Regions from separate parts of the Homo sapiens genome. Here region 2 is linked to region 1. Evidence: chromatin contacts called from ENCODE Hi-C or POLR2A ChIA-PET data. All regions are on one chromosome and are shown on one strand. Each heading gives the region's core, a stretch centred on a gene start or an enhancer-like site at or near the end of the contact. The rest is flanking DNA. Distances are from core to core; before and after follow the strand shown.

Evidence for each region. A loop is a pair of places that touch in the nucleus more often than their neighbours do. ChIA-PET counts read pairs that join two places held with the same protein, here RNA polymerase II (POLR2A). Pooled maps may share reads with other maps.
Region 2: a pooled map shows a loop between it and region 1 (4-fold over the local background). The contact joins two enhancer-like sites. A Hi-C loop is called at or near these places in 1 of 37 single-sample maps with no recorded cell type and 2 of 50 pooled maps. POLR2A ChIA-PET finds 5 or more read pairs at or near these places in 1 of 52 experiments (activated T-cell).

The regions. Positions count from the first base shown.
Region 1 is chr2:222,910,630-222,916,547 of GRCh38, reverse strand. ACSL3 (acyl-CoA synthetase long chain family member 3) reads right to left here. Exons shown (of 17, transcript NM_004457.5): 5 at 52-229. Among named protein-coding and RNA genes, the nearest start is that of ACSL3-AS1, 6.0 kb to the left of the region's middle. Within about 2 kb of position 4,252, at least 6 of the 41 ENCODE cell types and tissues checked have a DNase peak (open chromatin) inside an H3K27ac peak, as active enhancers do.
Region 2 is chr2:223,721,655-223,727,371 of GRCh38, reverse strand. No RefSeq gene overlaps it. Among named protein-coding and RNA genes, the nearest start is that of AP1S3, 110 kb to the left of the region's middle. RefSeq lists enhancers at 515-1,182, 878-2,077. Within about 2 kb of position 1,696, at least 25 of the 41 ENCODE cell types and tissues checked have a DNase peak (open chromatin) inside an H3K27ac peak, as active enhancers do.

The DNA.
Region 1 (5,918 bases), core at 3,003-5,502:
AATAAATATCAGTTAAGTTCATTCTTCCAGAAGATAAGAAAGTCTACATACGCTGAAAATTATACATAAAACACGCCTGTGCAGCTATCATCCACTCGGCCCTGGTCTCACAGAAGATGGCGATGTTGGTCTTTGGTTTCTGACCCAACATCTGTAATCCATTTCCAAAATTAAAGGCTCGAACAAAGACATCTTCATAGGAAAGCCAATTATACTGTCCAAGAATAACCTGATAAAACAAAAAAAAATTTTTTTAATGTAATCAAAATAATAATTTACAGAAGAAACCAGAATATCGTCCAAATGTTATGATGAACCAGAAAGTTACGTTTGCATAGAATTATCTTTTTAATAAAAAGCCAGAAACTGAGTTTGAGTGAAAAATCTATTTTAAAAATTAGCTATTTTGTGACATCTTCTATAACAACTCAAATCTTATATTGTAACTGGGGGGTTTTTTGGCTTTATTTTTGGTTTTCAAAAATATTGAGAGTTTGATAGGCTCGTAAAGGTCAACTGCCTGGCCAAATGGTCATACACTAATAATCTACTTATAAATTTCACCTATTTAAATGATGTAGGTGTTAACTTAATATTTAGCCTAGTACCAAGTACCGCAGATGCCAAAATTTTAATTTCTCTCTATTTAGGAATTCCTAAATGTCAGTATCAGACGGTATAAAATGATTCACAGAAACTTTCTCTATCCAAGCTAACAGAAATCTTTATGATTGCTGAACTTGAATTGCCATACCAAACTCTGGATAAGCAAAAGCAAAGTAAACAAGTTTCTGTTTACATAACCAGGTGGACTAGTTATATTATTCAAAGTCCCTCTATTCAAGCCTTAAATGCTTACTGGCACCGCCAGGTTTTCAATATTTTATCTGTTTATCGTAAGTGCTGGTAATACCAAATATGCATTAGTAAAAACTCCCTTTTGAAGTTTTTTAACATATTGTCTTTAGAAATTTTCCTCAACTTAGACAAAACCATAAATCCCTAATTACATACGGACTGTATAAAAAGCTCCTCTCTCTGCAAAAATATATAGGTAATTAATTCCCAAACATGGCTGTGTCAGTAATATACATCTCAAACACCTTAAAATCATCTGACCATGTTCATTTTATAAATGTAAACATTTAAGAAATTTCTAGAAGAGGTTGGATAAAAACGGAAAAGGATAAATGCTGCCATCTAGTGTCCCATGCAATTACGCATTTAAGAAATAAATTTTTATTTTGATGGATAAAGCAACTGCATTTAAGATGGTACTTATTTACTTTACTGGTCCCAAACTCTCACCTTGCTCTTTACCCCCATGAAATGCTCAGCACAGGGAGCTCCAATGACTTCAAAAGGAGCTCTGTGAGGGTTAGAAGACAGATGACAACTTGGCCAAAATGTGCAGGAACTGGATTATAATTATTAAGAATTTTACACTCTAAAGGTTAAGAATGCACTACCTTCCAGATTCTAATATGTAAGTGACAGGATTTATAAATTTCAAAGACTATGTGTGTTCTGAAAAGGTGTTTGATATATAATCTAAATATGTAAACTCATGCAATGATGCCACCATGTGGCAAAGGAATCAAATGAGCGTAAGATTTCCACATATGTAAAAAATAAAATATAAAACGAAATCTGAATCTCATGATTTTAATTCTTTAAACCACTGAATCATCTAGTAATTATGTTTTTCATAAATATTACATTTAGAGGACACTACCCACTCTATATTGTATCTGATTTGTGCTGGAAAAGTTTCTAATCCTAACTTTGTCCCTATGGCTAGCCCAAGACAAGATTAAACTATTTATTCCTTGCCAATATCATTGAACACTGCTGCAGAACAGCCAACCTTATTAAATCTAGGACCTCAACACCCTGAAGCAATCCTATCATACATCCCTGGTCTATTCGTTTTCTCACCCTCTGAAATACCTCTGAAACCTTCTCTCTATTCAAATAGCCTCCTCTGGGCAGGTGCACTGGCTCATGCCTGTAATCTCAACACTTTGGAAGGCTGAGACAGGCAACTCATTTGAGGCCAGGAATTCGAGACCAGCCTGGGCAACACAGCAAGACCCCATGTCTAAAAAAGTGTAAAAATTAGCCAGACGTGCAGTACATGCCTGTCGTCCCAGCTACCTAGGAGGCTGAGGCAAAAGGATCACCTGACCCCAGGAACTCAAGGCTGCAGAGAGCTATGATCATACCACTACACTCCAGCCTGGGCAAGAGTGAGACCCTGTCTCAAAATACACACACACACACACACACACACACACACACACACACACACACGTACACACACACCTTCCACCCTTCCTTCTCTCTACTTACAGGTGGTAATCTTGTCTCCTACTGAAAACCTCTTTAAGCACTAGGACTTGTTTTACTTTCACTATTTAGAAATATTTCAAAATTACACACATTCCTGTCTTCTTCAGTAAAGTACACCTGGCTTCATTTAACCATTCTCTCTGCAACTGAAGATCACTATGAAAAAATTATTCTGAGGGGAGCCACAGAGTAAAAATATTCAAGAGATCTGGATAGTTGTAATAATCATGATAATGATAATGAGGGTAACTAACCTTTATTAGTGCTTACTACATGCTAAGGACACGGCAAGTGTTAACTTATTAAACTCTTACCATACCTGTAAAAAACTGTTACTATTATTATCCCTATTTTACACATGAGAATATGGAGATGTAGAGTAAATATAACTTGTTCAAAATCATGTAACTAATAAGTAATGGGACTAGAATATGAACCCAGGCAAACTCATTCCAGAGATTAAGCATAAAATCACAATGCTTCAACTGCACTGTAGAAAGAAGTCCGGGTCTTATTAAGCAGGTGAGTAAGGTGGCCTGATTAACAATTGTGAAAAATCATTTTTATGCTGTGTGTGAGTGAATTACAGTTGGGGGCAAGTGTGGAAGCAAGGAGGCCTGCTAAAAAAAAGGCGGGGGGAGGCTGTAAGGGATGTAAATCAGACACCCCTGATTTTTTGGCTTCAACAATTTGGTATGCAGCAGTGCCTTTAATAAATAGGATGAAAGGAGAGGGACAGTTTGGAAGGGGAAACTAAGAGAAGAGTAATATAATAACCAACCCACAAATCCCAGCCAAGAGACTGACCATAATTTGTTACATATAGCATGATGCAAATGTCCTAATAAATCAGAAAATAAGTTTTATACACATACACAAACAGGGTAAAAAAATGTGACTAAGAAATAACACAAAAGACGGCATTAAGAAAGAGGAAAAGAAAGCTAAGTCAACTTACAAGGACATAAATGAGTGTTTCTATTATCTTTTTGGATCAATTTAGAAGGAATGTCATAGTGAAGTCTTCTCTAAGCACCATATTACATAATCCCTCATTCTCTTCTTATTTTTATAAAATATCTAAGAAAAAATCAAGTGTTTCTGATGGCTCACAAAGTATATGAGCCAGCTTGTACTCTTTTCTGTTTCTATTTTTAGTCTTTGCAGCTTTGTTCTATTTCAGGTATACATGTATTTTAAGGTTGTCCTGAAATCATTTCACTGTTCATTTCAAGACGACGTTAGTGCAATGCATTTACTGCTGGGAACACTGGAATCAGGTGATGCTGACACAGGTTCCAGCTCTTAACTCTGCTACAGTTTTATAAAACCATATGAAACTTAAAAGGACCCTGAAAAGGCCTGCCAAGCAACCAAGTGCCTTTTGTTTTTCTGTCCCCCAAGGAAGAATCTGGTCGTAGTGAAGCTGGTGGCTACTCTACCTTGGACACAACGAGAGCAGGGTCATCGCCACTGCCTTTTTTCATCCACTCATCCTCCCCTCAGGACCTCAAAATAGACTGTTGGGATAAGATGGAAACAAAGCTTCAAAGTTCATTAATTTGAAATAAGGCTTGTGCATCTTTCCTTCAACCATATCAGATACAACATTCTGGGGTTAATCCCCAAAAGTCTTACTCAAAAAATATTTTAAATATTGCTACAACATTCGTTTTCTTTTCCAGTTGAAGATTATCTTCAAATATGGAAACTATTTAATGAAGACACACTTCACTGAGCTTGATCAGCTAGCAGGCACTAATAGCAGAAAGTACACAGCTTAACCCACCAGTTGTGAAAGTTCCCCTTTTCAACACCCTAGGCAGATGCTGCTACTGATGCAATGCAATGGGTGTAACAAGAAACCAAGAGAGGGGAAAACGAAAAAGGCCTAGCATGTTTAACATGCAGCTGAGATACCCACTCTGCAGTCTGCAGATCACTGCCACAGCTGCAACACAGAATGAACAGAAACTAAAGCCTCAGCTAACCAGCGACACTGCACACTTTCTTCTTGAGTATGGCCAAGAGAAACTACTTGTTTCATTTATTATATGCAAAATCTAAAAATTAATTCTACTTTCCCAATGAACCTAAAGAAAACTATAACATGTTCCCAAGACACAGTCTAGACACAGCCTTCTGAACAAAGTTTGATGAACCACAAATGCCAATTTCATAGCAAATGCTAGTAGGCAGATCTTCTGACATATAGAAATTCAAAACCTCCTTTTACTAACTAAATAAAACTTCACAGTAATGAACTATAGACAGAAAAAGTTGCTAAAAAACAGTCTGTCTCACCTAACTTTTATGAGTTCAAATACTTCATACTTTGTTGAATAATCATTGAATACAAAGGCACTATGGTTAAGATAAGCAGGAAAGAGCCACATACACTTACACACGCACATTTAGGAAACAACTATCATAGCTCTAGGATTTTATTTTGTCCAGTTATACTGATACACGAATTAGGAAGAAATTTCATATTCACCACATAAGCTTTTCTTCTTTTTACACAATTGAGAACTAGTTTGCTGCTGTACATACCGAATGACGACTGAAAGACAATACTAGCCACATTAAAATGAATAAAATATGTGTGGGATACCGGAGAAAAACGAAGCTTCCTGAAACATAAGACTTCTGTATATATGCTTAGACTAAAAGAGAATCCAACCTTTGAATTCAAATAGCATATCAAAGACAAAAAAATGAATCTATAAGCAGATAGAAAAGTAGAAAACTTTTGCACATAAAAATGTACTGTTTTCAGTACCTTCTCATAACTACCCGATTTCTCAAAAACAGACTCAAGAACAGAGTGCCATAAAAAGCTGTGCTGGTTGGGCGCTGTGGCTCATGCCTGTAATCCCAGCACTTTGGGAGGCCGAGGTGGGCGGATCACCTGAGGCTGGGAGTTCGAGACCAGCCTGACCAACATGGAGAAACCTTGTCTCTACTAAAAACACAAAATTAGCCGGACGTGGTGGCGCATGCCTGTAATCCCAACTACTCGGGAGGCTGAGCCAGGACAATCACTTGAACCCAGAAGGCGGACGTTGCGGTGAGCTGAGACGGCACCATTGCACTCCAGCCTGGGCAACAAGAGTGAAACTCCATCTCAAAAAAAAAAAAAAAAAAAAAGGCAGTGCCAGATATGTAAATATGACAAAAGCAAACTTCATTATGATAAAATGTTTTGGAAATTACAATCCATAGGCTGGAAAAGAAAAATCAAACATGCTTAACTCATGATTTCAATTTCTAGAAATGTGCTATTAACTTCAGCGAGATCTTAAATAGAAAAAAATTCAGTTTTTTCTAAGTCTGCAAAAGAAATAGGGAATATGTCTTAAAAATAAGGTGACCACATAACTATCCAAACTAGGGCACTTTTGAGACTGTAAGGGGGCACTATTAATGTCACAGCAACAAGTATAAATCAGGATGGTTTCAGATAAAACAAGATACACAACTACTCTATTTAAACGTGAGGAAATTTACATATTCTGTTGTCAAGTTAAAATGTTTTTAGTTTCTAGGAATTACTGACATCAACT
Region 2 (5,717 bases), core at 447-2,946, 810 kb before region 1:
AAGTTCATTTCAACCTAATAAACTCTTACTGGGTAAACCTTTAGTTTAGGGCATTGCGATGGGTACTCGGAGTTAAAAACCAAAAGCAAAAATTAAGATGGTGATTAAGTAAGTTTATCTATCACCCTCAACAGCTGCAAAACAAATTGTACGATGCAATGAAAAGTTAATATATCCAAAAATGCCCAAAAGAGGGATAAGGACTCTTATGCAATAAAAATTCAAAGAACTGAGTGATTAGTAGGTGCTGGAGTAGCCAGACATATGACTTGCATCAGGACTTCAGAGGTAAATAGCCCATTTGTGGTGGTCGTAAACAATTTAGGTTTCGCTGGTGAATTAGCTATCCAGGCTCCTTGAAAAGAGAAAGATTTAGAATGAATTCGATGACACTGCTCAGGGGCTTACTAAATTAGAGAATAGCTTACATGGGAGACCCCAGGACAAATACCTGGGGGCTGAATTGTGTGACAACCAAAAAGTTTCCAAGGACAAATTTGAAATTTGACTATTTGCACAGGGATGTCAGAGCTTTGTTGGATGATGGTACCCCGTGGGTGCCCTGACATACCTGAAGCTCTGTTTGAATAACGAACACAGTGAACAGTGAAATGGCCCTTTGCATAATCTGGGAAAGTCCTTGGAAATCCTGATGTGAAAGGCAGACTGGAAAAGGTCATTGTTGAGATTTTCCCTCCCCTCCCCTCCCCTCCCCTCCCCTCCCCTCCCCCCTCCCTCTCTCTCCCTCTCTCTCTTTCTCTCTCTCTCCCTTCCTTTCTCTTTCTCTCTTTCTTTCTTTCCTTTTCTGAGGCACAGTGTCACTATGTTGCCCAAGCCAGTCTCAAACTCCTGGGCTCAAATAATTCTCCCGCCTCGGCCTCCCAAAGTGCTGGGACTGCAGGCATGAGCCACCACGCTCAGCCACTGTTGAGATGTTGTAAGCAAATTGTTATGGAATGCAACCCCAAATTCATATATTGAAACCCTAACCTCCACTGTGATGGTAGTTGGAGGTGGGACCGCTGGCGGGTAGTGAGTTGATCATGAGGATGGAGCCCCCAGGATGGGATTAGTGTTTTTTATAAAAAGAGATTAGTGTGCTCTCCTTCCTCCCAACCCCTTCTCTGTCAAGTGAGGATACAACAAAAAGATAGCCACTTGCCAACCAGAAAGAGGGCTTTCACCAGACACGAAATCTGTCAGCAACTTGATCTCAGACTTGCCAGGCTGCAGAATGATGAGAAATAAATGTTTGTTGTTGAAGCCACCCAGTCTATGGTATTCATTATAGCAGCTCAAACAGACTAAGATGCAAATCAATATAAAACACTCTGTGAAAAAAAAGAAATGCTTTCAATATTTTCCAGTGAAAAAGAACTCATAATAAGGATTTGACATTGTTTGACAGGAAGGAAGGCTTCTGTTTCTAGTTTTTTAGTTAACTTGACAGTGAAGTTCAAGTTTGACAGTTTAAACTTTCTTTGGTTTGAAATCATCATTGCCAGGTGGGGGAAGAGGAAGCAGGACCCACACAGGACTCAGGAGGGCATTTAGGTCATTCTACCCAGGCCATTGCCATTCTCTTCCTACTCCTCTGAAAGAAAGGGAGGCTTTGACGTCAGGCGTGGGTGAGTCATCTTTCCTCCCAGGGCCTCCGGCTGGAATTTGCAGGCTGTCTTTGCAGCAGCTATTCTGTTAGTCATTCACAAAAAAGCATCCTGGAAAAGCTGAAGGGAAATGCTTGGATGGACAAGTGATTAAATTTCTATTTTCATGGCAGAGAACCTGCTGGCTTGCTCACAAAAGCAGCTGCATCCAGTACCAGGCACCCCAAGGGCACCCGGTAAATACTTGTGGATTCATTGACGAAAAGATCTGCTGGGTTCTCTTAAATCTTGGTGTTGAAACTGAATTTTCAGATACGATTATGTGACTGGTAGATAAGGTTTTGTGCCTATTTACTTCTCCATGCTCAAATGTCAAATCAAATTTATTGGGTTTACATAAAGAGGTTAGTAACATTGCTGGCCCTACTATCATGAACATTGTGAAAGGAAAATGAATAAGGCCCTTTCTGAAGCTTTATCTGCAGGGGTACATGTGTGGGATTCAATGGAAGGAAAGTTGAACTGTGAGCTAAGAATGATTGTCTCTTTTGCTCCAGGAAGCCCTCAGCAATCATTTGATCTTTTTTGAGAATCTGTTAGGGAAAAGAATAAAAATATCTCCTTACCTGCCAGAAATGCAGGGAAACAAGAATGAAGCAAAAGGAAGAGTATGAGTCCTACATCCTTCCAGCCTGAGACAGGATGTATCCTTATTGCTTTGCCTGCAGTGAACTGACAGGGAATCTGAGATGCACAGAGGCATGGTGAATTAGCCAGAGAAGTCTAGCAACTGCAGCCTGAGCCCTCTTCCCTTTTCCGTCTCTTAGGCGATCTCCACAGCTTTATACACGATCTACGTCCATGACTCTTAATTAGATTTCTATCTCTAGTCCTTCTCCTTCTTCACATATATAACTTTGTGCTTTACACTTTTATGTGAAGTTCTGGTAGGTATTTCAAACTTCACATTCGAACTCAAACTCATGACTTTCACCTCAAGCATGCTCCTCCCTTGTCTCCCTTAGGAGGGACTACCGTTTACAGTTATCTAAGCCAAAAAGTCTAGGCGTCATCCTTGAATCCTCTGTTCTTTTCATCCCCCATGAGATACAATTTGGTATTAAGACAAATTCTTTCTCTGTTTCTTTCTCTCTATTTCCACTGTGAATACCCTAGAATAAACCATGCTCCTTTCTCACTGGGTGGACAGCAGTCACTCTAGTCTCTCTTATTTTACTCTTGACTTCTATTGATATAGGAGTTAAGAAGAAATTACTTAGGCAGATAGTGAGGGTACTGGAGTCCTCGATAAGATTTTCCTTTTTAATGAAAAGCAGCCCCAAATCATTTTCTAACAAACAACAGCTTGTAAAATCAAGCTGCAGACATAGACAAGCAAGCTGGAAGATTGCAGGGATGAATCCCAGTAGAAAAGCACTATCTGGGACTAGGCATGTTCAAAATGGCAGCTTCATCTTCCCTTCCCTTTGCCAGCCACGTGTACAGTAAGGAGCAGACAAGATGGCACCAGCCAAGTTGAAAGCCCATTTGCATAATAAGATAGGCAGGATGGGGGTGGTGACCAGCCTTCTCCGCATGCCATGTAAACATCACACCTGATCGAACCAATCTGTGAGCCCTATGTAAATCAGACACTGCCTTCTCAAGCCTGCCTATAAAATCCAGTGAACTCTGCTGCCGACCAGTCTTTTCTCTCCGCAGCACTTCTCTCTCACTGGAGAGAGAACTGTTCTCCTTTCTCTTTCTTCTGCCTATTAAGCCTCTGCTCCTAAACTCCTCATGTGTGTCTGTGTCCTAAATTTTCCTGGCATGGCAGGACAAACCCCGGGTATTTACCACAGACAACAAAACCGCTTCACTATGATGTATGCATGCTGCAAAGGAAGGTTCGTATAAAATTCTTCTTAAAAAATTATTCAGGCAGCCGGGCGCGGTGGCTCACGCCTGTAATCCCAGCACTTTGGGAGGCCGAGGCGGGCGGATCACGAGGTCAGGAGATCCAGACCATCCTGGCTAACATGGTGAAACCCCGTCTCTACTAAAAATACAAAAAAATTAGCCGGGCGTGGTGGTGGGCGCCTGTAGTCCCAGCAAGCTACTCGGGAGGGTGAGGCAGGAGAATGGCGGGAACCCGGGAGGCGTAGCTTGCAGTGAGCCGAGATGGCGCCACTGCACTCCAGGCTGGGTGACAGAGCGAGACTCCATCTAAAAAAAAAAAAAAAAAAATTATTCAGGCAATTTATTAAATATTACCTATAAAATATTATGTATCTGTATTTTACATAAGAAAACAATGATTTATTGGTCTTCATAACAACTGGTCCATGCAACAATACTAAGTAGTCAACACTAAGCTCAACTCTATTTTCAGACCAACGATGCAACTTTAGATTAGAGGACATGTGGGATCTTGCATCCTAATTCCTAAATTTACAGTCAAAATGTTTTCAGAGATAAGTATTATGAAATCCATGAGAAGCTAAAATAATTTATTTATTTATTTATTTACTTTGAGATGGAGTCTTGCTCTTGTCACCCAGGCTGGCATGCAATGGCGTGATCTCAGCTCACTGCAACCTCCGCCTCCAGGGTTAAGCAATTCTCCTGCCTCAGCCTCCAAGTAGCTGTGATTAAGGCGTGTGCCACCACACTGAGCTAATTTTTGTATTTTTAGTAAAGCCGAGGTTTCACCATGTTGACCAGGCTGGTCTCAAACTCCTGACCTCAGGTAATCCACCCACCTCGGCCTCGCAAAGTGTTGGGATTACAGGCGTGAGCCACCGCACCTAGCTCTACCTCTTCTGAAGTTGTTTCTTTTCTGTCTCTTAGATCTCAGCCCTAAGGTCCCTTCCCTGAGAAGGCATTTCTGGGTACCCTTTCTAAAGCAGCGGTCTCTGTGGCTCCCTCAGTCCTTGTGCATCATATCATTGTTTAATTCGTTTGTAAAATTAACCACATACTGAAACTATCCATCTTATTTATTTACTTGTTTATTATATCTCCACTATCTCTTGCTTCTTTCCAAGTAAGTTGTGACCTCCATGTGAATGAGGGCTTTGTCCTTCTTAAAAGAGGCAATTATGGAGCAGTGATTAAGCTCTCACACTCTGGAAGCAGATTTCTTGGATTCATAGCCCAATTTTGCCACTTGCTAGGTATTTGACCTAAAATAATTGTTTGACCTCTCTGTTCCTCTCTCTTCTCATTAGTAAAATGACAGCAGTAAAAAGACCTGCCTCATGAAATTGTTGTAAAAAGCTCACTCCCTGCAAGTTATCCCTGGCGCAAGGCACATACTCAGCAAATGTTGGCTGCCACTGTTGATGACTGTACAGTACCTGCTTAACACGTATTAATAGCGTGAACAGGCCGGGCGTGGTGGCTTATGCCTGTAATCCCAGCACTTCGGGAGGCTGAGGTGGGTGGATCAACTGATGTTAGGATTTCGAGCCCAGCTTGGCCAACGTGGTGAAACCCTGTCTCTACTAAAAATGCAAAAATTAGCTGGGCGGGGTGGCGGGTGCCTGTAATCCCAGCTACTCGGGAGGCTGAGGCGGGAGAATCGCTTGAACCCGGGAGGTGGAGGTTGCAGTGAGCCGAGGTTGCACCATTGCACTCCAGCCTGGGTGACAGAGCGAGACTCTGTCTCAAAAAATAAAAATAAATAAATAAATAAATAGAGTGAACAATAAATTAGTTTTATTATTCAAGGAACACTTCTGCTCTGTCATGGAACATTTTTGGGAATATGCATAGGGGCTGAGAGAACAGGCGAGCTGTCCTCGGAAACCTCTTTGGATGATGGCTGGGCAGAACTGCAGCTCTGCAGAGAGAGATGCGAGCCAGTGTGTGGAAATGGAAAATGATCATAATAGAAGCCAGAGTTTGTATTTTGTACCGATTCTGTGCTAAGTGCTGTGACCCATTTTTCTATTTTGCCTTTCAAAAATTACTAATCCATTTGTGTGAAGTTTATTATGAAACACTTCTTAGGGCTCCTGGTTACAGCAACCTTCCTGATACTACAGAAACGGCACACGACCCATTCCCTGCTGGAACATGCCTTAGCTTCTACTCCATGCCTGGTTA